Linked DNA regions of Homo sapiens: region 1 is linked to region 2. A link is a loop called in an ENCODE intact Hi-C map of the cell type or tissue named here. Cell type or tissue: natural killer cell. All regions are shown on one strand. Each heading gives the region's core, and the rest is flanking DNA. Links, peaks and the distances in the headings are about the cores only. Region 1 holds the start of LOC124903445 (a long non-coding RNA gene). Region 2 has its middle 190 kb from the start of GOLGA6L6.

Region 1 (15,220 bases), core at 2,547-10,546, 1.9 Mb before region 2:
TTGTCTCTACTAAAAATACAAAAAATTAGCCTGCCGTGGTGGCAGGCACATGTAGTCCCAGCTACTCGGGAGGCTGAGGCAGGAGAATGGCGTGAACCTGGGAGGCGGAGCTTGCAGTGAGCCGAGATCGCGCCACTGCACTCCAGCCTGGGCGACAGAGCGAGACAGTGTCTCAAAAAAATAAATAAATAAAAATAAGAAAGTAGAATACAAATGTTAAAATTCAAGTTAAACTTCACCAGAATCTACAGCTACATAATATATGAGAGGTAGTCATTGGATAAAAGCAAAAATTAAAAAGATAAAAAGTATGAGTTGGTAACAGGAGTTACTACTGTGGCCATTGAAAAGAAAAACCAAAAGGGAAAAAAGCACTTGTATTATGGCGGCTTTTCATCCACCCAACACCTCCTGCCCCTAGGTTTAACAGATGCTCTACAGGTGAGCCCCTAGTAGGTGGTAGGAACTGCTAGGCTCTAGTGATTTAAAAAGTCAGTCTCTGCCAAAGTCAAAGTCTTGGGCAGAAATAGAACACAGCACATAAGGTCTAGGATAAGGATGCAACAACAAAATGACTGGTATCTACGAACCAATAATGGGGATGGGGGTATCACAGGTAACCAGTGTCCAGTCTGAGAAAACAGCCTCTCCAAGGACACAGGAGAGAGAAAACACAGTGAGTAGGAGGAACTGCGCCCACAGACAGAGGTGTGTACGGACAGGCAGGGGGCAGATCACAAAGGCCATGGCACATCATGCTAAGACCCGTAAGCCAGAAATGAGGCTCCTGCATGCATTTGACCAGGACCATTCCAGTGACACAAGGGAACTGATGTTAGAGACTAAGAGGGGGCCAGTGAGACCAGAGGGGGTTATGGAAGCAGACCCAGGCCAGGGAGACCAAAAAGGGTTACAGTGGGCAGACCCAGGCCAGGAGACTAGAATGTTAATGAGGCTAGACCTAGGTCATGATCAGAGTTGGGCACATTAGTGTTATTTCTAAAAAGAGTTAAGGTACCAATGCTTCTAAACTATTTAATCAGAAAATAAAATGGAGCAGCTACGAAGTTGTTTCTTGTAGACTTTACACAATGACATCAACTGACTTGCATTCTAACACGGATTTCTGATCAGAAGCAAAGTGGAGTTAGGCTAGGCTGGGGCCATGCTGGTTTCCTGAAGACTATTCTAATCTATGTCCTGCTTCCCTGGCATACTGCCTCAAATCTAAGCCTACGTCCAGAGAAGTGTGCCATGTATGTGACCACCATGGCAAGTGTGGTAGGGAGAGAAACGGGGGAGAAAGGGGAAGTGGGAGGGGAAAGGAAGGAGAGGAAGAAAGGAAAGTACAGGGGGAAAGAAAGGGAAACCCTGAGGGAACACTGAACCGGGGCTGTAACGGTGTCACTGGAGACAAATCTAAAGATATTTAGGACTTGGTCATAAACCAGCTGGAGGGGATAAAAAAGGGCATCTCTATGACAGGCCTCGGCCTCTGGCTGGAGGGGATTAGAAGGGAAGGACAGAGCAGGTCAGGGTTAGTGTCTTGGTCTGTTTTGTGTTCCTGTAACAGAATACCACAGAGCAGGTAATTTATAAAGAAAAGAAATGTATTTCTTACAGTTCTGGAGGCTGCAAAGTCCAACAGTAAGAGCCTGCATCTGCTGAGGGCCTTCCTGCTGGGACATCCCATGGTGGAAGGCAGAAGGGGAAAGGGCGAGAGAGCCAGAGAGCAAGCCAGCAAGAGGAGCCCCACACCGGCCTTCACAAAAACCACTCTCAGGTGACAAGGATATTACCTCATTGTAATGGCAGTGGCAGAGCCCTCGTGACCTACCCACATCCCAACACTGCTGCACTGGGGATTAAGTTTCTAAGATGCAAACTTTGGGGGAAACATGGGAACCATGGCACGTTGGAAGACAGAAACCCGCCTTTGCCACACTGAGCTACTGGGAACCTTCAGGGGCAGCTGGAGGTCTGGTTGAGCCTTTAGGTTTTTTGGACTCATCAGTGAGACTGGCAAAACCACAGCTAAAAAGGTCACGAATTATAAAGCAAAAAGAAAGAAGAAAAAGGAGAGAAGTCTGAGGAATAATATCATCAAAAGTGCAGGAAAGCAGAGGAGAAACTGAAAACAAATGTCCAGAGAAGAGGAAAACCAGCAGTGCCAGAACTGGCGGAGGCAGCGAGATCCCAGCCGGCCCGGCACACCCAGGCTGCAGAAGCCACCATCCGGAGCAGGCGCCTCGCAGCCATATTTATTCCAAACAAACCCCCCCCAAAAAAACCCTTCCTGGGGATTCCTCTGTGTAGGAAACCCACAAGAACAAATGAGAGGTAAGAAACAAAACCAAGAGTATCCAACGAACCTGGCCAACATGAGGTCATCTGGATGGAGACATCCATGAAGCAGAACGCAGGGTCCAGAAGTGAACCCAAATAGATGTGGGAGTAAACGAGAGACAGCTCAGATCTGGGAGGGAGAGCAGAGGCTATTTAACAGATGGCACTGGGACAAATGGGCTGTCATCTGGAAAATATAAAACTAACTTTGTACCTTATACCAAATCAATTCCAGATGGATCCGTCTGATATAAAAAGAGAATGACACAAGTTCCATACCAGGCGACACTGCAGGGGGCTGTCTTTAGAATGTACGGGGCATCATGTGTATTATGTATGCACAATACATGCATATGTACAATACGTATGATGAGAAACGCATTATACATTATGAATTATGACACGAAACCCAGAAGCCACACCAAAAAGGACTGATAAATATAGCATTAAAAAAAAAAAGAAAAGAAAATAATTGCATGGCAAAGTCAAAAGACAAGATTAAAAACCCAGAAAACAAATACATGCAATTCCTACTAAAGATGATTCCTTGAAACTTATGGAGTTTCTAAAAACTAAGAACCCAGCCAGGCGCAGTGGCTCACGCCTGGAATCCCAGCACTTTGGGAGGCCGAGGTGGGTGGATCCCTTGAAGTCAGGAGCTTGAGACCAGCCTGGTCAACATGGCAAAACCCCATCTCTACTAAAAATACAAAAAAAAAAAAAAAAAAATTAGCCAGGCTTGGTGGCACGTGCCTGTAATCCCAGCTACTTGGGTGGCTGAGGCAGGAGAATTGCTTGAACCCGGGAGGCAAAGGTTGCAGTGAACCGAGATCACACCAGTGCACTCCAGCCTGGGTGACAGAGTGAGACTCCGTCTCAAATAAAGTAAAAATTAAAAAAAGAAAAGACCAACAACTCAACAGAGATGAGCAAAGGAGACAAACAGCTCACCAAATATCAATGAAATAGTTTACTTGAAACAATATTCAACCTCATTCCTAAGATAAAACTACACCACACCAGGGTAAGTCTCCACCTAACTGAATGGCTGCAACCAGCAAGTGGCTAACTCACTGGGCTCGTTAAAGGTTAGGGAAACAGGCCTTGTACATGGCTGTGGGAATTCTAAAAGCAGATCTCGGCAACAGGTAAAATAATTACAAAAGCACAGACCGTTTGACCCAACTCCACTTCCAGATTTCTACTTCACAGGTAGACTTACCTGAATGTGAAAGGTCCCATCTGTTGTCTGTAACATGTAGGTGATATGTATATAATATGTAAATGACACTGCACTGGTTTGTAATAATACGATGGAACAAAATGTTATCAACAGGGCCTGATTAAATAACACATTTGTGCCACTGAACAAGCTCTTTATGGACTGACAGAGAAGCCTCATCTGGAAAGACTGCCAAGAGAAGACCAGGAGGCACCTGTGTGTGCAGTGGGACATCAGGTACCTACTTGTAAATACATATGGTTTATCTGGAAGGTTCTAAGAGGAAGTGTGCTGTCTGCAAAGAGGGGAACTGGATGGCTGGGAAGAGGGTAAGAAACATGTTTTTTACATGTGAAATAAAAGTTATCAATACCCAGGGAAAGGAGAACCTTGCCTGACCCTTAAAACGTCCTGGGTGCCCTTCCCTGCCATCTGTGGGAGAAGGGACTTTCCATGCAGCAGCCTCTGGCACTTTTCCATTTCCTACCTCTGGTTACATTACCGATTTAAAATCTTTCTTCACTGAAGAGACCTGCTGAATACTTTTCTGTAAAAATTGTTTTTGTCAAAGAGGTTCAAGGCAAAAGGCAGGTCACAGGAGGCTGAGGAATAACTGAAAGTGAGGAACTAGAGACAGCAGGAGTGACTTCACGAAGCGTGGCCATGTTACAGCATGAAGAACAGCGTGTATGTAAGATCTTACGTGTATCTAAGCATGTGTATGGTTTCTTGAAAGAACGTATGAACATATATGTGCACAAACACGTCTGGAAAGACACACAGCAACCTATTCGCAGGGACCAGCACCACCCAGCGGGATGGAAGGCCTTTTCTGCTAGCTGCTCAGGGAGGCCTCGGTGGTGAAGCGACCAAGAGAAGAGGGGCTGGTAGAGATGAGTGGTGTTAAAGCCGGGGTTTTGTTGGCTGGTAGAGGTGAGTGGTGTTAAAGGCGGGGTTTTGTTGAAAATACAAATCAGAGAACCATTATGGTTTATGGGTCAGGTGAGGCTAGAGGTCAAAGACTGGACTGAAGGAGGGAGACAGAAATCACAAAGTTCAAACGCTGACCTACCAGTGACCCTGAGGAAACAGAGGGCTGTGATCAAACCAGCGGTGAGGGACCAGCCTTACACAGAAAGGAAACACAAGAGAAACTAAGGAGGTGTCCAGGCCCAGATAAGACATTTCAAGGGCGAGTGATTTTTCTGTGAGCCTGCAAAGCACCCACCCCACTGGCAAGCTGGGTAGTGAATGGCGGGTGGGGTCCACAGTGCCCCTCTCAGGGTGAGCGGCCAGGTCCAGGGCTTTGTGGCCCACATGTGAAATCCTGTCCTGCTTAATCATGCTCTGATCAGACATGACACACGGCTGCTAGAAGAGCAATTCTGTCTTGCTTCTGTCTTCTCACTTTAAGTAGCTTCAGGTCTTTTAACCCAGAACAAAACAGAAACTGCTAAGAATTAACGTATTTTGTTCATTCTGGATGATCTCTTTTTACCTTTGACAGGAAATGTTTCTACAATGTGTCAGGTCTCTCTACAATAAAAACATCTACAGAGACTGGAGAAAAAAATTACCTTGCTAAAACTAATTTCTAAACTGAGTATGTTAAGACTGAAGTCCAAAACCAAAAGCCCTTCAATAATGTACCCTAATTAAGTAACTTGCAGCTACACTTCTTACTTAAACTAACAAGATAACTACTGTTCCAACTGGCAGTTTTTCAAAAAAAAAAAAAAAAAAAAAAAAAAGAAGGATCTTTTTCTAAAATCTAATCCCTCTAAGGTGGGGGGCGGGGGAGAACACTAAAGTAGAAATTTTTCCTAGCATAACAAAAATTTCTTCGTCATCAATTCAACAAAAAAAGATGCCCCAGTGCAAGTACCTCTTACTATTCTATTCTACTAGTTGGACTCTGAAGTTTTAAGACTCATGTAGATTTGTTGGAAAAGCATGTTAAACCAAAAGGTAGATGAAGTTTACAGGACTAAAGAGAAAATGGGTAAACTAAAGCCTAAGTAAACGGTAAGCTTCACCTGCAGTGACAAGACTAACGCAGATGCTTATCTGCAATTATCTTCGCACTTGAACAAATGATACCATCATATTACTCATCATACCCAAATATGACACAGAATTTCCAGTTTCTACAACTGTGCTCCAGAACACAGTAGAAAACAGCAAAACTCAAATGTGTGTTCAACTAAATGAGGCAAGTGTGAACTAGCTCATATCAAAGTAAATGGCCTTCATTTAATGTGAGGGCAAAGGACAGTAATTAAAGTACCACATAATCCAAGCCATTACACAGTAGATGGCAGTGCTACTGCAGCTCCATCATGGCATCAACAAAAATACTACCACCAAGAAAGCAATCAGAACTGCATCCCAGCACGGTCACGCACTGCATAAGGATGCTTCCACCACTGACAGACCACACGGACCAGGGATCCTCTAAGATTCTAATAATGCATTTTTACTGTACCTATTCTGTGTTCAGATACACAAATACCACTGGGTTACAACTGCCTACAGTATTCAGTACAGTAACACACTGCACAGGTTTATAGCCGAGGAGCAACAGGCTCTACAATGTGGCCCAGGGGTGTAGCGGGTTCTGCCACCCATGTTTGTGCAAGTACACACTGTGGTGCTGACACAACAAGATCAGCTGAGGACGCTTTTCTCAGAACGTATCTGTGTCCTTAAGCAGCACATGACTCAATTCCCGTATCATGTACTGTACTGTACTATGAAACAGCACAGTGTTTTAGACCTGTAACAGCTGGCCAAAAAATAAAAATAAAAATAAAGATCCACTATGAGTTAGAATATTATTTCCTGTATCTCCTGTAATGCAATAAAAAAAAAAGCAACGTATACAAAGACAGCCAGAAGACTTAGTTCACAGACAAGTTCATAGACCAGGCGGTTCCCAGCTGCCCAGGAGAACGAGTGTTAAAGATGGAGACAAAACAGTGCTTTTAGGTCACAGCTATTCCTTTAACCATCAGTGACAACAGCTGCTCCAGAGAGAGTCTGTTCTTATGGAATGCTAGATGACTCTTGGCTGCAATCGGCCCAGAGTTTAGGGCTAAGGGAGAAACCACTTTGCCTGATAACCAGACGATGAACTATCCCATGTTTCACCTCTGAACTGCAATGATTTTCAACAGCTTACAAAAAGCAACAAAGCAAAAGCTGTTGCTGATCTTTAGACAGACATTTTCAGCAGGTTTATTCACAGCATTTGTGTCTATCTGAAGTTTCTACAGTGCTTACCCTCAGGTACTCACAATGCAAGCCACAGAGAGTTCCAGAACTGTTCCACAGAACATATCCCTAAAGGAAGACCACCACCCCCACCACACCCCTGCACCAAAAACTTTAAAAACATCATTTTTTTAGTACCCCCTTAAAAAAATCAGCCCCATGAAGCAGTTCATTATCCATACCCTGAGGATGCTGAAACACAAACAGCAGGGCCCTCACAGCTGAAGCTCAGGCCCCTGCCCACCAGGCCCTGCTCCCCCATACCTGTCGCTGACCAAATGCACCAGCCCAGAGGCTCTGTACTGACAGCACAGAGTTCCCTGCCACCTCCACCTGCAGCTCCCCAGGCTGGCTGAGGCCACACCTACACAGCTCTGCACACCGCACCTAGCAATCTACCAGGTGGAACAGGAGCCCTCAGGACAGCCCTGCACCGACACGTACGCCAGCGGTCCACAGAGGATGCTCTAAGTGTTAGGCACAGTGCACGGGGATGAAGATAAAGAGCCTATTAACCATGAAGACAAAAGTCTACAAGCAAGCATGTGAAGCAACCCCAAGGTCCACCCGCTGAAGAACGCGTGAGCACAGCTTGGCCTCTTCACACGGGAACGCCACTCGGTTGCGAAAGAGGAGGAAGTGCTGACACACCCACAGCATGGAGGGGCCCTGACATCACCAGAGTGAAGGAAGCCAGTCACAAAGGGCCACACGGTGTGTGGTCCCCTTACATGCTACGTCCAAAAAAGACACCCATAGAGACAAAAAGGGGTGGTCAAGCGTTGGGGGGAGGGGGAATGGGGAGCGACTGCTAATAGGCACTGGGTTTCTTTTTCGGGTGATGGAAACATTCAGTGGCAGTGGTCGTGCTTGCACAGCTATGTGACTATACTAAAAACCACTGACTTCACTTTAAAAGGGTGAAGTATATATAGTATATGAATTCTCTTTCAATAAAGCTGTTATTTTTAAAATAAGAATAAGCATGTGCACATACCATAGCATATTTATTATCACTGACAAAAAGAAAAAACTGCAAAGGATTTAACTATTTCCAAAACTATGGTCTTTTATTTACGTAAAATAGGCATTGGAAAGTCTAAGCCAACTATCCCCCACAGTTGGCACCCTGGAACAGGCGACTGCAGGAGCAGCAAGCAGCAGCATTACCCGCCACTAGGCAGAGTACAACTAATTCAGCCTATCATCAGTGTGGCTACTGGAAGTATTTTTCTTTCTGAAAGTAAAACACAGGTATGTCTACTTTATACTCCCCCTACTTTTACACCTCTAGAAGTCCTCAGAATAATAAGAATTTTTAAATAAAAACACAGGGTTTGGATAAGGAATTGCAAATAATGACTATTTCGGAAAATACAGTTAAAATAAATTTAAAAAAAATTTTTTGAGACAGGGTCTCATTCTGTTACCCAGGCTGGAGTACAGTGGCATGATCATACCTCACCTACAGCTTCTACCTCCTGGGATCAGGTAATCATCCCACCTCAGCCTCCCCAGTAGCAGGGACTACAAATGTGTGCCACCACTCCTGGCTAATTTTTGTATTTTTTGTAGAGACAGGGTTTTGCTGTGTTGCCCAGGCTGGTGTTGAACTCCTGGGCTCAAGCGATCTGCCCATCTTGGCCTCCCAAACTTCTGGGACTACAGGCGTAAGCCACCTTGCCAGGCCAAGAAATAAAAATTCAAATTGGATAAAGAATTTAAAAAGCAATTAACATTTGTATCTCTAAAAGAAAAACACAAAATCTCTAAGCTCAAAGAGTTCAAAACAAAATACAACAGGCTTACAAAAGAATGCAGACAGCTTTAATGGGGCTGCTTTTTCAGGAATATTTAGAAACTAAGAAAGCAAAATACTTAAATGCTAGATTTCATCTGAGTTGCCTGCTCCAAGCAATAAAGGGTTCATCAACGTCAGCCTTAGCTTTGAAGCAGCACAGAAACGAAAGTTAAATGAATGGGGCTGAAATTAGCTTAGCAGTGACACTAGGGATGTAGGGAAAACTAGAATCCACGGTTGTTTTGAAATACGGAAATGACAGCCCAAGGTTACTCCTTATAATAATCCTCTCATTAAGGGTCACAGAATCTTCCAGTTTTCCAAAGATGAAACAAAAAAATTGTCAGCTCCAAGTAACTATTCAAAAACCAATTTAGAACACATAAAAGCTCATAGCCAAGATGTAAATAATTCAATCTATAAAACATGTCTTGCTTTAAGTTAGCATACCTCTATAAAAATAAATGTTAAAAGCCGGAGAGGCCATAAGGGAGAAAGCAGCATTTACTGCACCTCTGCTGGAAGCTCACGTATGTTACCTATGTAATCCTCAACACAAGCCTGTGAGGTAGGTTACATCCCCTCCACTGCAATAGGGACAACACTGAGAGGTAGAAGGATCCTGGCCAAGGTTGCACGGCTGGTAAATTCAGTGCCCATGGCCTTGGGGCTGGGGGGGAGGGGGGGCGGTGCAGGGGTGAGCTGAGACGAATAGATTAGCTCCTTCATCTCGTCAAAGGGATTTCTGCTTGACAGAAAGGCTCTCCTATAAAAGACATTTTTGTTCCAGGTTTAGCTCACTGCCCAACCAAAATAATAATCACCACTGTCTGCATAAAGTGATGCACCCGTGCTCACACATTAAGAATCCCCTTAAAGAGATGACTTTACTGTAGCAACAGCCATAGAAATTATTAGTGGGTGGAATCTACACAAAGGAGTAACAAACAGCACATGAAACTGACCATAAATGACTGAGATTCCATGAATAGGCGACAATTTGCTGGCATGTCAAGGCTTACATGGATTACTAGAAACAACTACATTTCCTAGGACCCTCTGCGCAGCACACAGCCTGAAATGTAGGGTGGGAGCTGAACTTAAAAAGAAAACTATAGTCTTGGAGATAAATGTCACACACAAAAAAACCAATGTATGTACCACAACCACTTCTTAGAGGAAGACATTAAAAAAGAAAAGCCACAACCTAGGATTGAAAGACAGCTTTAAAAACACACACAAAAAACCTAGCAAACCAGACGGTGTTCTCAGCCACTCATAAAAGCAAAGTCTTATCAAAGTTTTAACTTCAAAGAGCTTAAAGACACTGCAAAGAGGCACTCAGCAAGACTGGTCCCGACTGCAACCTATTCCCTTCCAAAAAAATAATCAGTTTGTAATCTAAATACACATCACACCAGGTCAAAGTAATCTCTTCCGGTAGCAAAATTTTGGCACTGGATTGCAGGGGCCTGTTCAAAATAGCTGGAGCCCCAAACACTTTGCGTTTTCAGTTCTGAAACACTTAGACAAAAGTTCACATCGCTAAGTGGATGGCCAGGATGCCCTTCCGGTTCAATTTGGAGACGGGAGATCTTTAACCTAACCTAACATTCTTTAAGGCACCAGTGCCCTCCTACTCAAACGTCAGCCTGGGTTTTGTTTCTAAGGGTCGCCAATAAATAGGTTTCATGGGCATTTAAGGCTCTAGGAGTCTTTTTCTGTCTGTTACAGGTAGCCCGGCTCTTAAAAACGATCACACACAACGCTCACAGGCATGTGCACATTCATAAATACACACGTGTGCACACATACATACCCACATGCGACACACGCGTACATCATACAGCATGCACGTGTCCATAAATGAGCTCACACGGACAGCCACGTCCCGCGCGCAGGCCCCCAGCAACACAGGCCCCAAGCAGGGCCTCCACCTGTATGGAGTGAGCAGCTCAGAAGGCGAAGGCCGGTGCCTTGCAATGTTCACCTCACCCGCGGCTTCTGGCATGGCCACGGCTCCTTCCTTTTCTAGTAATAAATACCAGATTTGGGGAAACCAAGGCGCCGCAATGTGTGTTATCTGTCACCCAAGGGTCCCATTAAGGGGACAAAGGCCTTATCGCGTTTGCAGCCGGCTAAGTGAAAGGAGGGCACTTGGGACTGTGAGCTCTGACCGCGGACGTCTCCCGCACCGCTCCCGCGGATCCTCGGACCCAGGGCCCCTGCAGCCGCTCCTGCCCAAGGGGCGCGAGGCGGAGATCTGGAGGCTTTGGGGCACGCAGAGGAGACTGAGGGTGTGGGCTCAGGGCCGCGGTGCGGTCTTGGGGCTTGAAGTGCAGACTTAGGGTGAGGAGTGCGGGCTTAGGATGGGGGCTTGGGACACGGGGTGGGGACTTCGGATGTACGGTGGAGGCTTGGAGAGGTGGGGCACACATTTGGGATGCGACACAGAGGCTTAGGATGGGGCTTGGGACACGGGCTGGGGGCTCGTGGTGCAGGCTGGAGGCGTGGGTGGGGGGGTCGCGGCGCAGGCTTGGAGGCCTGGGTGGGGGCTCGCGGTGCAGGCTGGAGGCTTCGCATACAGAGTTGGGGATGCAGGGTTGGGGTACAGAGCAGAACTCGGGGCGGGCACGCACCTTGTGGCAGGCCAGGCAGGTGGCCCCCGCCGCCGTTCAGGCTGCTCTGGATCTGCGTGAGCTCCTGGCACAGCACCTGCTTCTGGTGGAAGCTGAAGGCGCGGTGGTTGGAGGACATGGTGAACGGCAGCAGGAACTCATCGCCCGTGCGGCCCTCGTTGAGCTGCAGCCCGTAGTTGTGGATGATGGAGTCACGTGCGTGAGCTTGCGGTAGAGCACGCCCGCCGCCTCGCTCTGCTCCGAGCCCAGCAGCGCCAGCGACACCAGCAGCTTGCTGCGCACCACCTCGTCCGTCAGGTTGGTGAGGCTGCCCAGGTCGGCCGGGTTGTTGGCCTTGATCTCCGAGTCGCGCAGCGAGTGGTAGTCCTTGCGGGCCAGGTCCTCCAGGCACGAGCCGAAGAAGCGGACCTCGAGCGGCATGCACAGGTCCAGCAGGCCGCATAGGAACTCCACGCGCTGAGGCGACGGCAGCTCCGAGAACCAGCGGTACACGCCGTCCCTCTGCAGCGGGCAGCGCTTCTCCACCACGCTGCCGCCCGCGCCGCGCCGCGCCCCGGGGCCCGCGCGGGGGAGGCCGGGGGGCGCCGGGGGCCGCGGCCGGGGCGCGCCGGGACCGGGGGCGCGCGGGCCGGGGTCGGGTCCGGGCGAAGGCGCGCGGGCGCCGCGGGCCGGGCGGGCGCCGGGGCGGGGACCGGAGCCGGGCAAGGCTCCCGTCAGGGGCCGGCGGGCGGGCGCGCGCGGGGCGCCGTAGGGGGACCCGCGGCGGCCGGGGGCGACGAGCTGCCTTGGGCCCGCCGCTCACGGGGAGGCGCCTTCCCGAGCCCATGCCCGTGCCCAGCAGCGGCCGGTGAGCGGCAGCGGCGGCGGCTGCTCCTCGTCGTTGTCGTCGTCGTCGCCCGGAAGGCGGCCGCCCCCATCTCCCCCCGCGCCGCAGGGTCTGTCACTGCGGGCCCCAGGCCGGCCGTTACCCAGGGCCGCGGGCGCGGCGTCGCAGCCTAGGGAGCGATGGGGGCCGCGGCCGCGGAACGGGCGCTGGAGGGGGAGGGACGCAAGGCGGCAGTCGCGGAGGGATCCTGCCGGGACTTGCCGGCCTTGCTGCTCCCGCGCGGCGGACGGGCGGCGGACGGGCGGCGGCGGCGACGGCGACGACGGCAGAGCAGGCACCGGCCGAGGAGCAGAGGGATCGTCGCGCTCGCGGCTGACGGGCGGCCGGGACCAGCAGAAGTGGGCGGGGTGGCCGCCTCTCCGGGCAGCCCGGGCCGGCCGGGCCCACCCTCCCCCCTCCCTAGCTGATTGGCTCAGGCGGCCCGTTCTCCGCCCGTGATTGTGCCGGGTCCCCAATCCCATTCGCCCATGCCGCGGCCACGCCGCCCTGGGGGGCTATGGATCATATTGGAGCCACCGCCTCTAGTCTCTCGGCGGCCGTCAGGACGCGATTGGTCCGCGGAGAGCAGAGAGGCGGAAAACCCGGGCTGGATTTCTGGTGGCTTTTGTTCCCGCAAATTTACGTGGAGCATTGTTTTTGGGCGAAAACGGGGCCTTCGGCCTTCCTGCTTTATTCCTGAGCGGTGTAAGAGGGAGGTAGTGGGTATCTTCGAGAAACGGCCGCCGCGGGGTCCGGAGCCCCGGGTTCCAATCCCGGGTCGGCCACTGCTAAGCTGTGTGACCTTGGGTGAGTCACTTGGCCTCTCTGAGCCCCAGGCGCCTCCCCGGGAAAATGAGGGTAATAGTAACCGCTCCCGGGGGTTTGTGCGAAGGTGTTCAGCTCACAGAGGGCCGGCACCGGCACTTTTGAGGCGGCTGACTTGCCCTGGGGGTGTGATGGGAGGTGCAAGCTTTCTCCAAAAGCCTCCTCCAAATGGAGCCTTTAAATCCGCCTTCTTTCCGCGGCTACTCCACCAGCTCGCCAAACCGAGAAAATGCAAACACAGGGGCGGGGGCAAGGGAGCTGACCTGGCTGGAAGTAAACAGAAACGCCACCCCTCCCCTGGCACTTGCATTGGCACCGGAGGATTGCAGGTGGGGGAAGGGCCTCTGCACCCAACCACCTTTAAATCCCACCACTTACACACAGGCAAAGAAGCAGAGCCGTGGCGGCTGGACGCTCATTCCTCCCCTGCCCTTCCCCTAGAGCGCTGCTTTGAATGTCTGTTGATCTAGAACGGGGTCTGTTCATTCATGGGTTCCAGGTCCCAAGCGCCCGGGGGCAGCTGAGAGCAAAGCTGGCGCCCTCCCTACCCCGTGGAGCTCACACTCTGGTTCTGGGCAGTGCACAGTAGAGATTGGTTGAATCAGTGAATGAACTTTTTCAGGATATGATCCAAGGTGCTGAAAACTTCCTAACAAAACTCTTCAGCCGAATCTGGCACGCCTATGGTTCCAGCTACTGGGTAGACTGAGGCAGGAGGATCGCTTGAGGCCAAGAGTTCAAGGCCAACCTGGGCAACATGGTGAGACCCCCCCCTCCCCCCCAGTCTCTCCAAAACAAACAAACCCCACATTCTCCAGTCTTAGGTCTTCAAGGATGAACAGACATTGCAGAAAGGCACGGTTGGGAACAGAAAAAAATGATCTCCACTCCCCCAGCCCCCTCCACACCTTGGGCACATTTCCCTGGAGCCGCCCGAGTGTTCTTTGTCAGTGTAGGAAGAAGCAAAAATCTAAATGGAGTCAGGATGGCCTCCCACATGGGCACAAGGACAAGGCTGGGGACAGTTGGGTCTCCTCATCTTATTTCCCAGGTCTAGGCTGATTTCTATTAATAATTAAATTAATCGTTGTTCTCCTGGACCTCACTTCTTAATGTGATTCCAGGAAACTGGCCACATTCCAAAATTCATAATCTAAGGTAGTGAAATAACGTGAGCATCAAGACAGTTTGGCTGGGCTCAGAGGCTCACATCTGTAATCCCAGTACTTTGGGAGGCCGAGGGTAGATCCCTTGAGCCCAGGAGTTCGAGACCAGCCTGGGCAACATGGCGAAATCCCATCTCTACAAAAAATACAAAAATTAGCCAGATGTGGTGGCATGTGCCTGTAGTCCCAGTTACTTGGGAGACTGCGGTGGAAGGATTGCCTGAGCCCAGGAAAGGGAGGTTGCGGTGAATGGGGATCCCACCACTGCACTCCAGCCTGGGTGACAGCGTAAGACTCTGTCTCAAAAACAAAAGATTCATTTCTTATTGATAAAGCAAGCTCCTTGGAGAAAGATCTTGGAACCTCATTGGGAGTGGAGGTGGGGCTTCTTCAATCCAGCCGAGCTGGCTGTGAAACCCCCAGGGTTTGGTACCAAGTGAGCTCCAGTCCCAGCTGTGGCTGACTGTGTGAACTTGGCTATGCATTCAAGGGCCTCTGAGCCTCAGTTTCCTCATCTGTAGAAGAGAGCCAGGAACCCGTCATCCTGGCTAGCAGTGGAAGTCAAAGGTGCTCATGGAAAGAATGTCCTTGCTGGCTGGAACAAGGGAGGCCTGAGCTGTGGAAGTCCTTGGATCAAGGTCCTCCCCACTTCCCGCTGCCTTTTTGGTCCTTCTTGCGTGCTCTTTGTGATTTAATGGCTTAGTAGGTTGAATCATGTCCCCCCAAAGTTTATCTCTACCCCAAATCTCAGAATGTGACCTTATTTGGAAAAAGAGTCTTTGCAGATAATTAAGGTAAGAGTCAAGATAAAATCACACTGAATTATGGTGAGCCCTACATGCAATGAGACAGTCCTTACAAGATACAGAAAAGAACACATAGAGACTTCGGGGGAAAGGAGACTATGTGCAAGGATGGCAGAGATTGGAGCCGAGGGGTGCCTGGGCCTACCAGAGGCTGCAAGAGACAGGGAGGACCCTCCCCTAGAGCCTCCAGGGGGAACAGCCCTGCCCACACCTTGACTTTGGACTCCTGGCCTCCAGAACTGTGAGAGGGTAAGTTGCTATTGTTTTCACCCCCCCA
Region 2 (15,220 bases), core at 4,038-12,037:
GGGTGAGGAGATGCACTCTCATGTCTTAAGTTCAGCTGGTGCTATGCTGGGGGCTACTGTTTGATCTGGAGAAACAATGGGCCTATCTGGGCTGCCTTCTGCTACTATGTCATGGGGGAAAGAAGTACTGGATATGGATGGCCTTCCTCTCAGGTGGGAGGACACAAGGCATCTTGATGTTGTGTTGTTGCTCAAATCCTGGGTCCCCACACCAGCTCTTCTATTTTTACCACCTGCAGAGTTCTCCTTTATTTGCTTTTTGTACCATTTGCAGTGCTTAAGGTTGTGCCTAGTGAGAGGGAGCAGGAAGAAATGGGTCTATGCCTTCTTATTTGAGCTACAGCTTACTTAGATGTTTTTGATCCTTGTTTCTCCAATATTAATGATTAATTTTTAAAACTTTACCCTAAATTAATCTGTATTACCTTTTTTCCATAAACTCCATAAAGACAGAATGTGTTTCATTTTTATATAATTAAACACCCTGCCTGCAGTTTACAAACAAATGATATGTCATTTAAGTTTCATAAATGGGAAAAAGGTTAATCACAGACAGTTTATTTCTTTAAAAAATAACACAAATTTCTTATTTCTGTATTTGTCATAAGTTCAACCTTTTTGCATTATCTTGATCAGTGTAAAATGCTTGGATGGTCAGTGTTGTTTGACTTGTGTCTGTATTTGGTTAGGATCCATTTAAACTCTCTAGGATAATGTCAAAATCAATTTCTTCCTTTATACTTTCTTATTTTCAAAGAAATGGTGCTAAATATTTCTATGAATATATGGAAATATCTATGCGAATATGTATCTGACTAAAAATGTTGCAGGCATCTTTTCTGTTTTTTTAACCCTTTGTAATATTTTTATTTTGTTTATTTAGTGATATAAGGGAAAATTGTGAGCATTTAACTACATAATCTTTATGTTTCCACCAAACTCAATTTTTTAGTTCTTAGTATATGGCCTATAATCTAACTTTAATTTATCCCTTTTATATTAGCTTATTTTCTTGTTAACAACAAGGATATCTCTTCTGGAGTATCTCAAGTCAAGGTAGAAAAAGTAGTCAACAGGAAAATGAACAGAACAGTTTTGGATATGTATGAGAATTTAAAGCAAATGTTTCTAAATGAGAAATTGTAACTCAGGAAATATTTGGCACATTCTATCAAAATTTTGTGAATTTTGATAATAAAACATTCACAATTCAATTAGGAGTAAAGGAAGAAAATATAAGCTATATCTATCAATAAAAGATTTTTTTCCATTTTTGTTTCATCTAGCAATATTCTTTTCCCTCCATAAGGAATCTGTTAAAAACTCTCTTCTTACTATCCTTCAGTCTTTTAAAATGTGTTAAATTCCCACAGTGCATTATTAGAGCCTATATCTGTGGACACTCTTTATGTGTTGGTATTTGAGCAAAAGTAGAAAGAATAAATCCAGAAATAAAAATGAATGGGAAATTTGACAGGAGAGATTGCTTTCTACTGCCAAATATATAACTATACTTCATCTAGTCTATCACTCAAGGAGGTTTCAGAATGAAGAATCATTTCCAAAATGCCATCCTACTTTCATCTTTTCCCAAGGAGGTTCAGAATAACCTGCAAGTGGATCACTGAACAAAGAAAGTACAAAACCACAAATAGTCCCTCTAAGGTCCTTTAAAACACAAACTTGGAACATTTTTATGACATTTCAAAATGACTTGTGATCCTGATACTACTATTTAAAGATATAGCTTGAATCAAATAAAATAAATTATAGGTCATCTGTCTAAGGATGGAACATTTTGTTTTGTTTTTTTCCCCATTTGACTTCTTAAAATTAATTATAGTTTCTTTAATATATATTGCAGAGATTATATATTTTTAAATCCAGGTTATAGAATAAAAATACTTTGCTTATCATCATTTGATATAAGTTCTATAAGTAAAAACTCAGTTCTACTTATATATTTCTACATAGAAGCACCACTTATAGTTTGTTGGCTTTTTAAAAAGAAGAAGGTAAAATTATACTAACGGATTTTGCTATGAGATGGATCAACCTAGATTTTATGAATAGAATAATTAACGTAAGTGCTTCAAATAGGTTTAGTGTTTTATGGTCTGAGACACGGCTTCCATCTAAAGAAACACCAATTTAGGAGAAACTAGAAAAAGAATTGGGAAAGAAGAAGAAAGTGTTTTTTGGAAATACACCAACCATAAAAGAGCGAAGCTCACTCTGCTCCTCTTAAAGTTTACTGCATTGTAATTGGGAATTTGTTATTTCCATGGTTCCTTTGAGTAACATAGACATAAGCAAAGAGAGTATTTATGTTCTGCACAAGTCCATCCATGTCTCTATTGGTGTGATTACCCTCCCCACCCATGCACCTTCCGTCCAAGCAGGAGTGCAGCCTGCTTGGGCTCAATGTCCCCTCTTCTGAGAAGCAGCCCGGCCCAATCCTGAGCGCCCCTGGTGCCGCAATCCTCACGCGTATGGGGCTGGCCGTTGATGTCGCCTGGGCTGGGGGTGCACCTGCAGCACAAACACGTGACTGAGCATCTTCTTGTCCCGGACCCTCTCGGCGTTGGACCCCAGGAAGCCCCTCCAGGGGGCTTCAGTCGCCCACCCACCTACAAAGCCCCTCATCTGCAGCGGCGGCTTCGTTCCCGGGACGCGCCCCAGGCTCTGCTCAGGCATGGCCCGCAGACCCTCAGGAGCCCCCGAAACATGATGACCTCCAGCCACGTGCCAGCTGCCAGGAGGGGGCTTCAAGACCCCAGATGAGCACCCGGCTGGCCGTGCCCCAGGGACAGAGGACCCAGTGTGACAGAATCCGGCCTGGGCCACAGCCACCCACGCAGCCCATCCCAGTTCAGCCCGAGGTGGACAAGAAAAGTCCCACCAGGGACTGGAGCAGATGGGGCGGGCTCCGGACCCCTGCCTGGCCCACCATCTGTCCTGCTAGTCGGTCCGTCTCCCCAGGCAACCCCTTCTCCCGGCCCACGATCTGCCCGGCCCTGCTAGGCCCTCCTCCTAGCTCCTCCAGGGCCCTCGGGAGGGGACAGAGCTGGAGCCAGGGCCCAGACCTCTGCTGCTTTGGGCCCGCCCCATCTGGCACCTCCAGGAGAAGGGGGCAGCAAGAGCTTGGCCAGGGCAGGGGCACTCCAGGGCAGCCGAAGGGCCTCGCCAGCTGTCTCATGATGAGATGAGCAGAGGGAGAGGGAGGAGAGGAAGGGAGAGGAAGGGAGAGGCTCTGGGAGGACAAGGGCCCCTCCCCTCCTCCTCCCCTCTTCCTCCCCTGCCCATGTGGCCTGGGCGGGAGGGACACGCGGATGGGAACATCCCAGCTGGTCCAGGCCTCTGCTCCCCCCAGCTCCTCCTCCTTGGCTGGCAGCTCTTCTGGGCTCCTGAGGTGCTGCGCAGCCCCTTCCCTGGCCCTGGGACACCCAGTGCCTGAGATGAAAGAGGAGTTGCTTCCATGGAGGGTCCCAGTGCAGGCCGGGGGGCGCTGGCCCTCAGGACACCAGGCCCCCAAGACATAGGGACACCAGAAGCCCCCGATCTGCCTCCAAGGTCCAGCAGCCCCAAAGCCCCTGCTCAGAAGCCAGCGATGGGAGGGCAGGGCCTGCCTGTGGGACCCACCATGGGCGCAGCAATCGCCAGGCCCTGGGCAGACAGCAGCGCAGCCTGAGTCCAGGTCTGGGGCAAGTCGGCAAGTGCACCCCCAGAGGTGGAATGACAGGAGCTCCTGTGGAGGACGCAGGCGGCCCCCGCCCCTCACTCCACTGTGAGGCCTGAGGATGCACACGGGCAGCTCTCGCCGGCTTATGAAATGCCCCAACCCCGCTGCCTCTCTGGGTCCTCCTCATCCTGTGGCCTGCAGGGTCAGGAGCGTGACTTTGGTGCCAGGAGAGAGGCTGGCTCCTCCCTGTGGTGGGTGTTGGGGGGAGGAGTGGGGTTCATTATAAATTACACTCCCCTCGAACCTGGCTCTTAGGCGAGGGCAGGGCTGGGGTTCACCCTGCTCTCTGCAGGGGAGGGTCAGCCCCCAGGTATGCCTGGGTGGGTCTCCACGGCAGGCCAAGAGGGCAGGCCCTGGGCACGTCCACCCCCTCTCTCTGGTCCCACAGCTCCCCTACTCGCCACCTGCCCTGAGCAGCCCCCAGGAGAGCACACGCAGGGAGGATGCTGAGGGGCTGGAGGGCAGGAGTCCCGGCTGAGGCTGTGACCCCAGCTGTGCTCCCCGTTCCCTCTTAGGACCAGCCAAGACCCAAGGACAGGCGGCCAATCAGGGCCTGGCGTTTACCCCTCCTCCCCCACCCCCATCACGGGCCTCCCGTGGGACCCCCAGGAAGAGCAGCTTCCATTGACCGAGGTCAGGGGACACCCTCCCGCTGACACTCACTCTCCACGGATCCTGGAGCCCATGAGTCGCCTCCCCACCTCCACTGCACTGGACCCCCCGCAGGCCCTGGTGGGGGTGGCCACGGATAACCACACAAACATGCATTTTCCTTGTAGGAGCAGGCAGGTGACAACCAGTGTCCTACTTTCTTGCATTAAAACACCCAAATCAACAGGGCGAAGGCCCGGAGGAGGGGTCCTGAGGGAGCCAGCCGGGCGCTCAGCCTGCTTCGCTGGGATGCTTGTCGAGGTCGGGACCGCACTACCAAACTCACCTCTGTGCACCCTGCGGGGCCCAGGAAACTCGGTCCTCCCTGGGCTCCCCCAGGCCTGGGGTGGACGTTGGAATAAAGTGGGGACAACACGATGAGACCCCAGCCCTGGAGGTGCCCTCGGCAGAAGCCCGAGATCAAACCTGGGAGATTTGTGGCTGGACAGCACCACCTGGTGGACACATTGGAGATTACCAAAGCCGAACAGTCGATTCGTTCTTGGTTCTGGGATTTTCTTAATTGGGTCTTAGCTGGGGCTTCCTTTCCCTTTCCCCAGTAGCAGGGGCTTTGTGACTATCAGAAACACCTGCCAGGCCTGTGCAACATGGGGAGACCTCATCTCTGCAAAACACACACACACACACACACACACACACACACACACACACACACACACACACATATTAGTGAGGTGCGGTCGTCCCAGATATTCAGGACGCTGAGATGGGAGGATCGCTTGAACCCAGGAGGTCGAGGCTGCAGTGAGTCGTGATCATGCCACCGCACTCCAGTTAGGGTGACAGAGAGAGACCCTGTCTCTAAAGAAAGAGAAGAAAAGGCCGGGCACAGTAGCTCACGCCTGTAATCCTGACACTTTGGGAGGCTGAGGCAGGCGGATTACCTGAGGTCGGGAGTTCCAGACCAGCCTGACCAACATGGAGAAACCCCGTCTCTACTAAAAAATACAAAAGTTAGCCAGGTGTGGTGGCGGGCGCCTGTAATCCCAGGTACTTAGGAGGCTGAGGCAGGAGAACCGCTTGAACCGGGGAGGCAGAAGTTGCAGTGAGCCGAGATCACGCCATTGCACTCCAGCCTGGGCAACAAGAGTGAAACTCTGTCTCAAAAAAAAAAGAAAGAAAGAAAGAAAAGAGAAGAAGCCCTTGTCTTCTAATAAGATGGTGTTGGTTTTCAGAGAGCCCAATCCAGGCACTTCAAACAAGGCAGGGAAATCAATGGCCCTGAAGAAAGAGTTTCTCTTCAACAAGCCCCTCCGTCCCTGACACTGGCACCAAGGCATTCACCCAGCAGCCCCTCTGTCCCTGACACTGGCACCCTGGCATTCACCCACCAGCCCCTCCATCCCTGACACTGGCATTCTGGCATTCACCCACCAGCCCCTCCCCTCCCTGACACTGGCACCCCGGCATTCACCCACTGTCCGGGGCAACCAACCTTTCCTCCCACCACTGATGGGACAGCACCCTGGCCTACCACTTTTGAGGTGAAAAAAATTAGAAATCCCTGGCTAAAGAGGGGACAAATCGAGCCTAAAATCAAGCCTTGGTATCTTGCTTTTTAAATCTGCCTATACCTTTTGTGTATTGGTTGTGTAATTTTTTGTGTATTCATTGTGTGTAATTGCTGAATACACAATGAATACACAAAAGCTATAAATAGATTTAAAGAGAGAAACCAAACCAAAACCCATCGGTAGTCCACTGGAAAAACAAGGCTCCAACTCTCTATTCGGAACATTGTCAATTAAAAGAAAAGAATTAAGAATTTCCCTTTTAAACTATATTTCAGGGTAACTCAATAACTCTAGTGGACAACAGCAAGTTTTTTTGGGTTTTGTTTGGTTGGTTTCTTTTTTTTTGAGACGGAGTCTTGCTCTGTTGCCCAGGCTGGAGTGCAATGGCACAACCTCGGCTCACTGCAGCCTCTGCCTCGTGGGTTCAAGTGATTCTCCTGCCTCAGACTCCTGAGTAGCTGAGATTACAGGCGCCCACAACCAGGCCCTGCTAATTTTTTGTATTTTTAGTAGAGATGGGGTTTCACCATGTTGGCCAGGCTGGTCTCAAACTCCTGACCTCAGGTGATCCACCCACCTCGGCCTCTCAAAGTGGTGGGATTACAGGTGTAAGCCACCACACCCAGCCTGTTTGTTTTATTTAAGAGACAGGGTCTCGCTGCATCACCCAGGCTGAAGTGCAGTGGTGTAATCACAGCCCGCTGCAGCCTTAACTTCTTGGGCTCAAAGGATCCTTCTGCCTTAGCCCCTGAGTAGCTAAGACTACAGGCACGCACCACCATACCTGGCTAATGTTTTATGTTTTTGTAGAGATGGGGTCTTGTTGCCCAGGCTGGATTCAAGCTCCTGGCCTCTCTCACCTTGGCCCACAAAAGCTCTGGGATTACAAGTGTGAGCCACTGTGCCCAGCCATTTTTGTTGTTGTTGTTTTTGATAGAAGAATTTCAGCTACTCATTGTGAAGAGATGAGATCATGAGAGAAACCACAATTTTGCCACCTCTCATGACATAATTATTTCTCGCAAGGGTCATGGATGAGATCAGTAATGACAAAACAAGGGCATCACAGGGTGGGTTCAGGCTATGACCACCTGGACCTACTGGCCACACTTAGCATCACAGGGTGGGTTCGGGCTGTGGCCACTTGGACCCACGGGGCACACTTAGCATTACAGGGTAGGTCAGGGCTATGGCCACCTGGACCCACTGGGCACACTTTGCATCACAGGGTGGGTTCGGGCTCTGGCCACCTGGACCCACGGGGCACACTTAGCATCACAGGTGCTTCCATGTGGCTCTCACAGCTCTGCCCACGAAGGCTTCTGGCAAAGAAAGATGAGCCTGAATCTAAGGGCATTTCTGCAGCACAGCTTCCATTTGCAGGAGACATGGGGCGAGGCGACACCACAGAGAGGCAAACAGCTGCGTGATAGGCGACACATTTGCAGGACAGCTGATCTGGTTTCTGCAACAAATCACAAGTGGTGGGAGGAGCAGTGGGGGTCAGGGGCGGCGCCTGATCTAGAGTAAGAGAGGTTCAAGAGGCGCCACCACAAAACTGAAACTGTGGGCCTTGTTAGGAACCTATGTGTTCCATCTGATGGATGTAAGCAAACAATCAGGGGAATGTGATTCCGGATGGGGCCTGAGCAGGTGCCAAGGAATGACTGTTAATTTGAACATTGCCCTAAGGGAGCCGCAAGTGTGTTCCAGAGTTTCCCATACTTGGCGCCTTGCAACCTGAAGTTCATAGGAACAAAATTTCAGAACATTTGCTACAGGATGGAAGATGCTTCAGCCAAAGGGGAAAAGGAAAGAGAAAGACAACAGCAATGCATGAAACAAGTGTGGCAATTATCGATAAAGCATGTGTGGTGATCACTGATCACATGTGTGAGTTTATTTGAAAAGTTACATTAAAAAATTTTGAGGCTAGGCACGGTGACTCACGCCTGTAATCCCAGCACTTTGGGAGGCCGAGGCGAGCAGATCACCTGAGGTCAGGAGTTCAAGATCTGCCTGGCCAACGTCGTAAAACCACATCTCTACTAAAAATAAAAATAAGTGCAAAATAAGCCGGATGTGGTGGCAGGCGCCATAATCCCAGCTACTCAGGAGGCTGAAGCAGGAGAATTGCTTGAACCTGGAAGGCGGAGGTTTCAGTGAGTCAAGACGGCACCATTGTACTCCAGCCTGGGCAAAAAGAGTGAAACTGTGACTCAAAAAAAAAAATTTTTTTTTTGAAAAGAGACTAGGCATGCTGGCTCATGCCTGTAATCCCAGAACTTTGGGATATCAAGGCAGGAGGATTGCCTGAGGCCAGGAGTTCGAGACCAGCCTGGGCAACATGGTGAGACCCTCGTCTCTTAAAAAAAAAAAAAAAATTGCCTCCCAAGACACATGCCTGTAGTCCCAGCTACTTGGGAGGCCTAGGAGAGAGGATTGCTTGAGGCTGGAACGTTGAGGCTGCAGTGGGCTATGATCAACCCACTGCACTCCAGCCCGGGTGACAGAGCAAGACTCTGTCTCAAAAAATAAATAAACAAAAATAAAGAAAGACATAGCCTTTCTCTTACAGACATGGTCAGGCATCATGGAAATCTTATTGCAGAAGTTGCTCGCCCTTCACCCCTAAGCCTCACCTCTCTGTTTCAGGGGATCCGAGTTTGGGGAAGGAAAGTCTATGGGGCCATCATTTCTCCCTTGTGGCTCCTGCGCCCGCAGCCATGGGCCCCTCACACTGGGGCTGGGTGCCTGAGCAGAGTCCCTGTCCAGCCCCCACCAAGCTCCAGCATCCTGGACACCTCATGCCATCCCTCCTGGACTTTGTGCTGGGGATGAGGTCAATTTGAGAGCCTCCCTGAGGTCTGGTCACTCCTGCACACCCTCCACAGTGGGCAGAATGGTGCCCCCCAAAAGGCCCACATCCTAATCCCGGGACTGTGAATGGGCTACTTTTCATGGCAAAAGGGACATTGCCAGTGTGACCGAGGGTCCTGCGATGGGAGGCTCCCCGGCATCATGCAGGTGAACCCAGTGGCATGACAAGGGCCCCTGTGAGCGAGAGGCGGGGGTGAGAGCAGACCTGGTGCAAAAGCAGTGGGTGTGGTGATGCCCCAGCCTGGGACTGAGGCCCAGAACGTGGTGGCCTTCAGAAGCCGGGAAAGGCCAGGAGATGCATCTGCCCCCAGCCTCCAGAAGGAGCCAGCCCTGCTGACACCGTGGCTTTAGCCCAGTGCGGCCCCGTGGGACTTCTGACCCCCAGAACTCTAAAATAATAAATTGGCATTGTTTTGATCCTTCTGTGGCTGATATGTGTGATGAGGGGGTTTTCACACTCTTGCGTGGGACGTGCAACCTCTTTAGAACAGTGGCACATTACCTGTCCTACATGGGGGAAAAAAGAGGAAAAAATAAATACATTTGCATTGTTTTAGACCACTAAGTTTGTGGTCACGTGTAACAGCAGGAACAGCAAACAGATGTGCCCTCCGAGGCTCCCCTACATGCCTGCGAAGCTTGGGGACGCTGGGGAGGGTCACCTTGGCCATCTGGGGGCAGGTGGTACATCAAGACCCTCCCTCCCTCATCACCACCCTTCCTCCCCCATCACCATCCTCAATGGCACGGGGGCAACCCATGGTGAAGCAGCCGGACAGGCAGACTGTGCTAATTCCCTGCAAGGCAGAGCTGTTCCTCCAGCTTTGGAATGCAGCCAGCCCCTGCATGGCAGCCTCAAGGGGACAGGACCGCCCCCCCCATGCTCTCTCTTTCCCCTGGCCCCGACCCTGCCCCTCTGCTCCCTGCCCCCCAGCCCCACTGCCTTGGGCCTCCCTTGAGCTCCCAGGACAGGTCAGCAAATTGCTATGTGTGCATGTTTTCTAGGGAGAGTCCACAACCATGGTCAGAGTCCCTCGAGTCCAAAAAGAGACAGAGCCACAGCCTCAAGCGGCTCCTTGGGCCCCGGGTTCTGAGCTGGAATTGGATTCCCTGAGCCAGCTCTTAGTCCATGGTGACAGGCATCTGCTGATGTAGCCTCCTCCTATCTTCCCCAGAAACCAGATTAGACGCGGCCAGCAAAAAGAATATTCTCAGCTGGCAAAACGCTTTCACCGGCCACCAAAGGCCCCCTGTCCCTCCAGCCCACGGAGGGCACGGCGCCTCCTCATCCAAATGGGCTCTGGGCCCTGTGCCCCACATTCCTGGAGTGAGCCTAGACCTTGCGCTGCGTCCATCGTCTGGGAGCATTGTGGGGTGTGGGTTTCCCCCCACATCCAGACCCTTGAGTCCTCAGGAGCAAGGACTGGCCTCTCTGGTTTCCCTTCACACAGCAGGTGCTGAATCAATGCCCGGGAACCGAGGCGTCCTGTGAGGCGACAGAGGCTGAGCTGGAGAAGGCTCACCTGAGACCTGCACAGATTCAGGCGTTATCGCTGCCAAGGCCCAGCAAAGGAAGCGAGGCTGCCGTGGACACAACTCATGGCTCAAACTGGGGCGGCCTGAATGTTCCTTTGTGGGTCCCCAGGGCTGGTGGAGGGGGGTCTATTCTCTTCCCCCTGATCTTTCAGCAGGTCCTGGCTCACCAGGGCTCAGCCCCACCCTCCAACGCACCAGGTGTCACTGGGCACCTGCTCAGTGGAGCCTGTTGCTGTTCAGAGACTGAAAGTGGTGATGGTGAGGCCAACACCGATGGCCATGGGACCAACATCAAGGTGAGGAAACCATCAAGGACTGCACCAGAGGGATACCCCTCCTTGACACACACACACACACACACACACACACACACACACACACACACACACACACACGAGATCCTGTCCCCTGATGGGGTAAGTAAGGGGGAGCAGGCCCTGCAGTGACCTGTTGGCCATCTCTTATCCACCCGACATGGCCAAAGGTAGCCACGTTATCTCCCATTGCATGTCCTCTCCTCTGTATCAGGACACAGTAGACATCCAGGTGCCTATAAAATAGACGTTTTTGGAGATAAGAGGCCCTTTGCAGCCTCTCTGGAAAGACTCTGTGAGAACAGTCCTGGTGAATGGAGAAGCCCTTAGCCACATGGTGTCAGGGGCCCCACCGCACCTCTGGCCTTTGGACAAAGTCAGCACCAGCCACTCCCACCCCACCCACCACTTTCATGCGTTCTGCAGCTGCCACTCCCTGCCCGCCAGGGTGACCAGATGCTGGCCGGAGCCAGGGCAGGGGCGGGCACTCTTCAGCATTTCCACAGGAAACCCCAGACCCTGTTCCCGCAGCCTGGCCCTCAGACAACTGCTCCCACTCTCCCCCTGCCCATGGGAGCTCAGCCTCTGGGGCAAGAGGGGACCCTGTTTACACCAATGCACCTAGGAAAAACCTTGGGGAAAATTCCAGGCCTGAGTCCTGAGTGTCCCCAGAGTCCACAGCTGGTGGCAGAGGGCCAAGAAGATAGTGACAATGAGGATTTATACCCCAGCAATGAGGGGACAGTGACAAGGCAGCTTCTCTGCAGGTCCACACAGGAAAAGAAACCCACAGCACGGCTCCGTGCAGCAGGGGCTCTGAGTGACACTCGCAAGGCCGTGGCATCAGGCAGGGGACCCCCCCACCGCGGAGGGCATGGCTCAGCAGAAGCCAGGAGAGGGTGGGTCCTGGGATCCCAACCCAAAGCAGGCAGTCAGGAACTGAGTGACCACGGGTACCCTGGGGGTACAGGTAGGAGGGAGGAGAGTGTCTCCGAGGCCCCCTTGCCAACCCTCAATGCCAAGTCCAGCAAAGGTGGTTTTCTGGCACCAACTAGCAGGCACTGATCCCCCTCATATCCCCAACTCATGACCCAGCCACCTTTCCCAGGGGCTGAGTGGCTCTGAACAGGGGTGGAGCCGTGGGGCAGTCTGGGGCTGACACCCAGGAGGCGTTGGGGGAGGCGCCCACTCAGGCCCTCGCTGCCCCGGGGAAAGGCCACTGCAGGCAAAGCACGCTGACACCAGAGCCTTCGGCAGAGGAGGGGGAAATTGTTTATGTCTTGCGCTCCTTCTTACCGTGGGCCTCCTGGGGGCTCCTGGCCCTGGGTGAGCAGGACGGACCCGGACCCGAGATGCCTCAGAGGGAAGCTTCTTGGGCAGGAGGACAGCACAGGCCATGGAGTCCCAGGGGGAGGGGGAGGGCTGTCCCACTGGGCCCCAGTGGGTCCTCTGCAGCAGGACAGTCTAGCCTGCCCCTGGCCATGCTGAGCCACATGGCTCTCCTCTCCGAGACCCTGTGGTGACAGGCAAGGGCACAGGGGTGGTGGGGCAGAGGCACTGTTGAAAAACCTGCCCAAGGGCCTGCCCTTGGCATCTCCTGGACCCACCCTCATCTTCCCTGAGGCTGTCCGAGTGCTTTCCCGGGTAGTCTGTCCTCAGTGGGAATGCCGCAAGCCTCCTCCTTGTGCCTGGCACAGCCCTACATGCTGGGGGAGGGGACACTAATGATCATCCCCAGCTCACAGGCACAGGAGGGAGGCCTGGGGCAGGGGTAGCCCAGGGTCGTGGCTGAGCCACTGAGAAAAGCTCAGATCCCCAACCCCCTCAGCTCTTCCTCCCCCAGGTTCCTAACCACGGCCCGACCTCCCTGGTCCAGTGAACGTCCCACTCCGCATTGTGTGCTACCCACTGGGTTCCTCCAAGGTTCTCAGAGTCCAAGCCTGGTGATCACCAACAAAAATCTCTGCAAACAGCAGATTCCTACACAGATGGCCCTGCCTTATTAGGATGGCTCCACCGACGGGCCCCGACTCCACGATGGTAAGAATGTGGCCAGAACTCAGTAGCAACGGCACTTAAGTCCCACACAACCATGTTCACTTTCAGTACAGTATTCGACAAATTGCACAAGAAAATCAACACCTGATTAGAAAACTAGCTTCATGAGCTGGGGACAGTGGTTCACGCCTGTAATCCCAGCATTTTAGGAGACCAAAGCAGGAGGATGGCTTGAGCCCAGGAGTTCAAGACCAGCCTTGGCAACATGGCGAGACCCCATTTCTACAAAACATAACAAACCTTTTTTTAAATTAGCCAGGCGTGGTGGCACATACCTGTTGTCCCAGCTTCTTGGGTTGCTGAGGTAGGAGGATCATTTAAGCCCAGGGGTTTGAAGCTGCAGTGAGCTATAATCACACCACTGCACTCTAGCCTGGGCAGCAGAGTGAGAGTCTGCCTGAAAAAAAAAAAAAAAAAAAAAAAAAAGCTTTGTGTGAGCTGATTTTGCCTACCTAGAGGCTAATGGGAGTGTCTTGAGCACATCTGAGGTCAGCTGGGCTGAGCTGGCAGGCGGTTAGGCATACTAAATGCCTTTTTTTTTTTTTTTTTTTTTTTGTGATACAGTCTCACTATGTTGCCCAGGCTGGAGTGCAGTGGTGCCATCTCGGCTCACTGCAACCTCCGCCTCCTGGGTTCAAGTGATTCTTCTGCCTCAGCCTCACGAGTAGCTGGGACTACAGGCGCCTGCCATCATGCCCAGCTAATTTTTGTATTTTTAGTAGAGACAGGGTTTCACCATATTGGTCAGGCTGGTCTCGAACTCCTGGCCTCAGGTGATCCACCCTCCTCAGCCTCCCAAAATGCTGGGATTACAGGCATGAGCCACCACGCCTGGCCTGTTGCCACATTTTTGCTTTTGTGAATAAGCTGCTATGAACACCTGTGTGCAAGTATCTCTTTGAGACCCTGCTTCCAGTTCTCTTGGGCGTATACCCAGGAGTGGTATACATGAACAAATAAACAAGGGACACGCCAGGCATGCCTGTAATCCCAACATTTTGAGAGGCTGAGGCAGGAGGATCCCTTGAACCTAGGAGTACAAGACCAGCCTGAGCAACATAGGGAGACCCTGTCTCTACGAATACATTTTAAAAATTAGCTGGGCGTGGTGGTACACACCTGTGGTCTCAGCTACTCAGGAGGCTGAGATGGGAGGATGGCTTGAGCCCAGGAGGTCGAGGCTACACAGTGAGCCACGATCTCACCACTGTACTCCAGCCTGGGTGACAGAGTGAGATCCTGTCTCAAAAAATAAATGTAAAAAAAACACAGGACAGGCCGGGCACGGTGGCTCATGCCTGTAATCCCAGCAATTTGGGAGGCCGAGGCGGGTGGATCATGAGATCAGGAGATTGTGACCATCGGCTAACACGGTGAAGCCCCATCTCTACTAAAAATACAAAAAATTAGCCGAGTGTGGTGGCAGGCATCTATAGTGCCAGCTGCTCAGGAGGCTGAGGCAGGAGAATGGTGTGAACCCGGGAGGTGGAGCTGGCAGTGAGCCAAGATCATGCCACTGCACTCTAGCCTGGGCGACTGAGTGAGACTCCATCTCAAGAAACAAAAACAAACAACCAGGACACAGGATGGTCACAGAGGGGCATAGACTCACACCCGGAATTTCTAGGTGTGAGCACAGAGGCTCCTAGAGAGGAGGAAGGTGGGTCGTCAAGCATATGGGTATTTTATGGGTTGAAGCGTGGTCCCCCCAAAAGATATGACCCTGTCCTAATTCCCAGAATGTGTGAATACGGCCTTTTTTGGATGGAGGGCCTTTGCAGATGGAATTAAGTGAAGGATGAGGAGATGAGGTCATTCTGGGTTATTCAGGCAGGCCCTACATCCAAGGGCTGGTGTCCTTATAGGAGTCATAGGGACAGACACAGAGAAGGCCTCTTGAGAATGGTGGCTGAGCAGGAGGGATGCAGCCACAAGCCAAGGATGCCCAGGCCACCAGAATGCATGACTGCTGCTTGAAGCCACTCAGTTTGTGGTCATTCATTACATCAGCTAAGCCAGGTCTGCACATACCTGCAGAGCAGGAACTCTGGAGGAGAAGCCAGACCCGAAAAGGGACAGTTTCCCCTCTGGCCAGGACCTCACCCCATCAACCCAGCTGCCCACGAGGCTGCTGGGCCAACATCCCAGGCCTACAGCTGCCAGCCTGCCCTGGGCTCAGCCAAGGGAAGAGGGAGCTGTGAACAAGTCAGCCCTGGGCCCCTTCAGGGAGCCAATGACCTCCTCCCTTCCTCCCTCATGCATTCATCCCTTCATTTGTTCATTCAGCCATCCATTCATCACTCCTTCCATAAACAGGCTTGGCACCTCCCACGCGCCTAGATATGAATGCAGTATCAATATGTCCCTTTCAGGGGCCCACAGCAGGCAGGTAAGCACACCCACAAATTCATAACTCCAGAGGGGACAGGAGGCCCAACAGAAGAATCACAAGAGAAGCCACAAGGGCCTCAGCTCTGCCTGGGGCAACAGGGAGAAGCCCCCTA

Evidence for each region. Hi-C counts contacts between places; a loop is a spot of excess contacts. Peaks named below come from ENCODE experiments on the same cell type or tissue, not always from the same donor. Only the 100,000 strongest peaks of a DNase experiment are listed, where the experiment ranks them.
Region 1: it touches region 2 in a loop (4-fold over the local background); 6 of 110 quality-filtered maps call a loop at or near these places.

Annotation. Positions count from the first base shown.
Region 1 is chr15:22,254,940-22,270,159 of GRCh38, reverse strand. It overlaps LOC124903445 (a long non-coding RNA gene), which reads left to right and starts at 12,527. Exons shown (of 4, transcript XR_007064503.1): 1 at 12,527-13,731. It also overlaps the pseudogene REREP3. In natural killer cell, for the core only: a CTCF peak has its summit at 4,451; DNase peaks (open chromatin) are centred at 4,929, 5,619, 7,459, 9,869 and 2 weaker places; H3K4me3 peaks cover 329 bases; H3K27ac peaks cover 5,450 bases.
Region 2 is chr15:20,346,186-20,361,405 of GRCh38, reverse strand. It overlaps the pseudogene LOC124903613. Among named protein-coding and RNA genes, the nearest start is that of GOLGA6L6, 190 kb to the left of the region's middle. In natural killer cell, for the core only: CTCF peaks have their summits at 4,632 and 4,834 (motif pointing left); DNase peaks (open chromatin) are centred at 4,845, 7,337 and 7,995.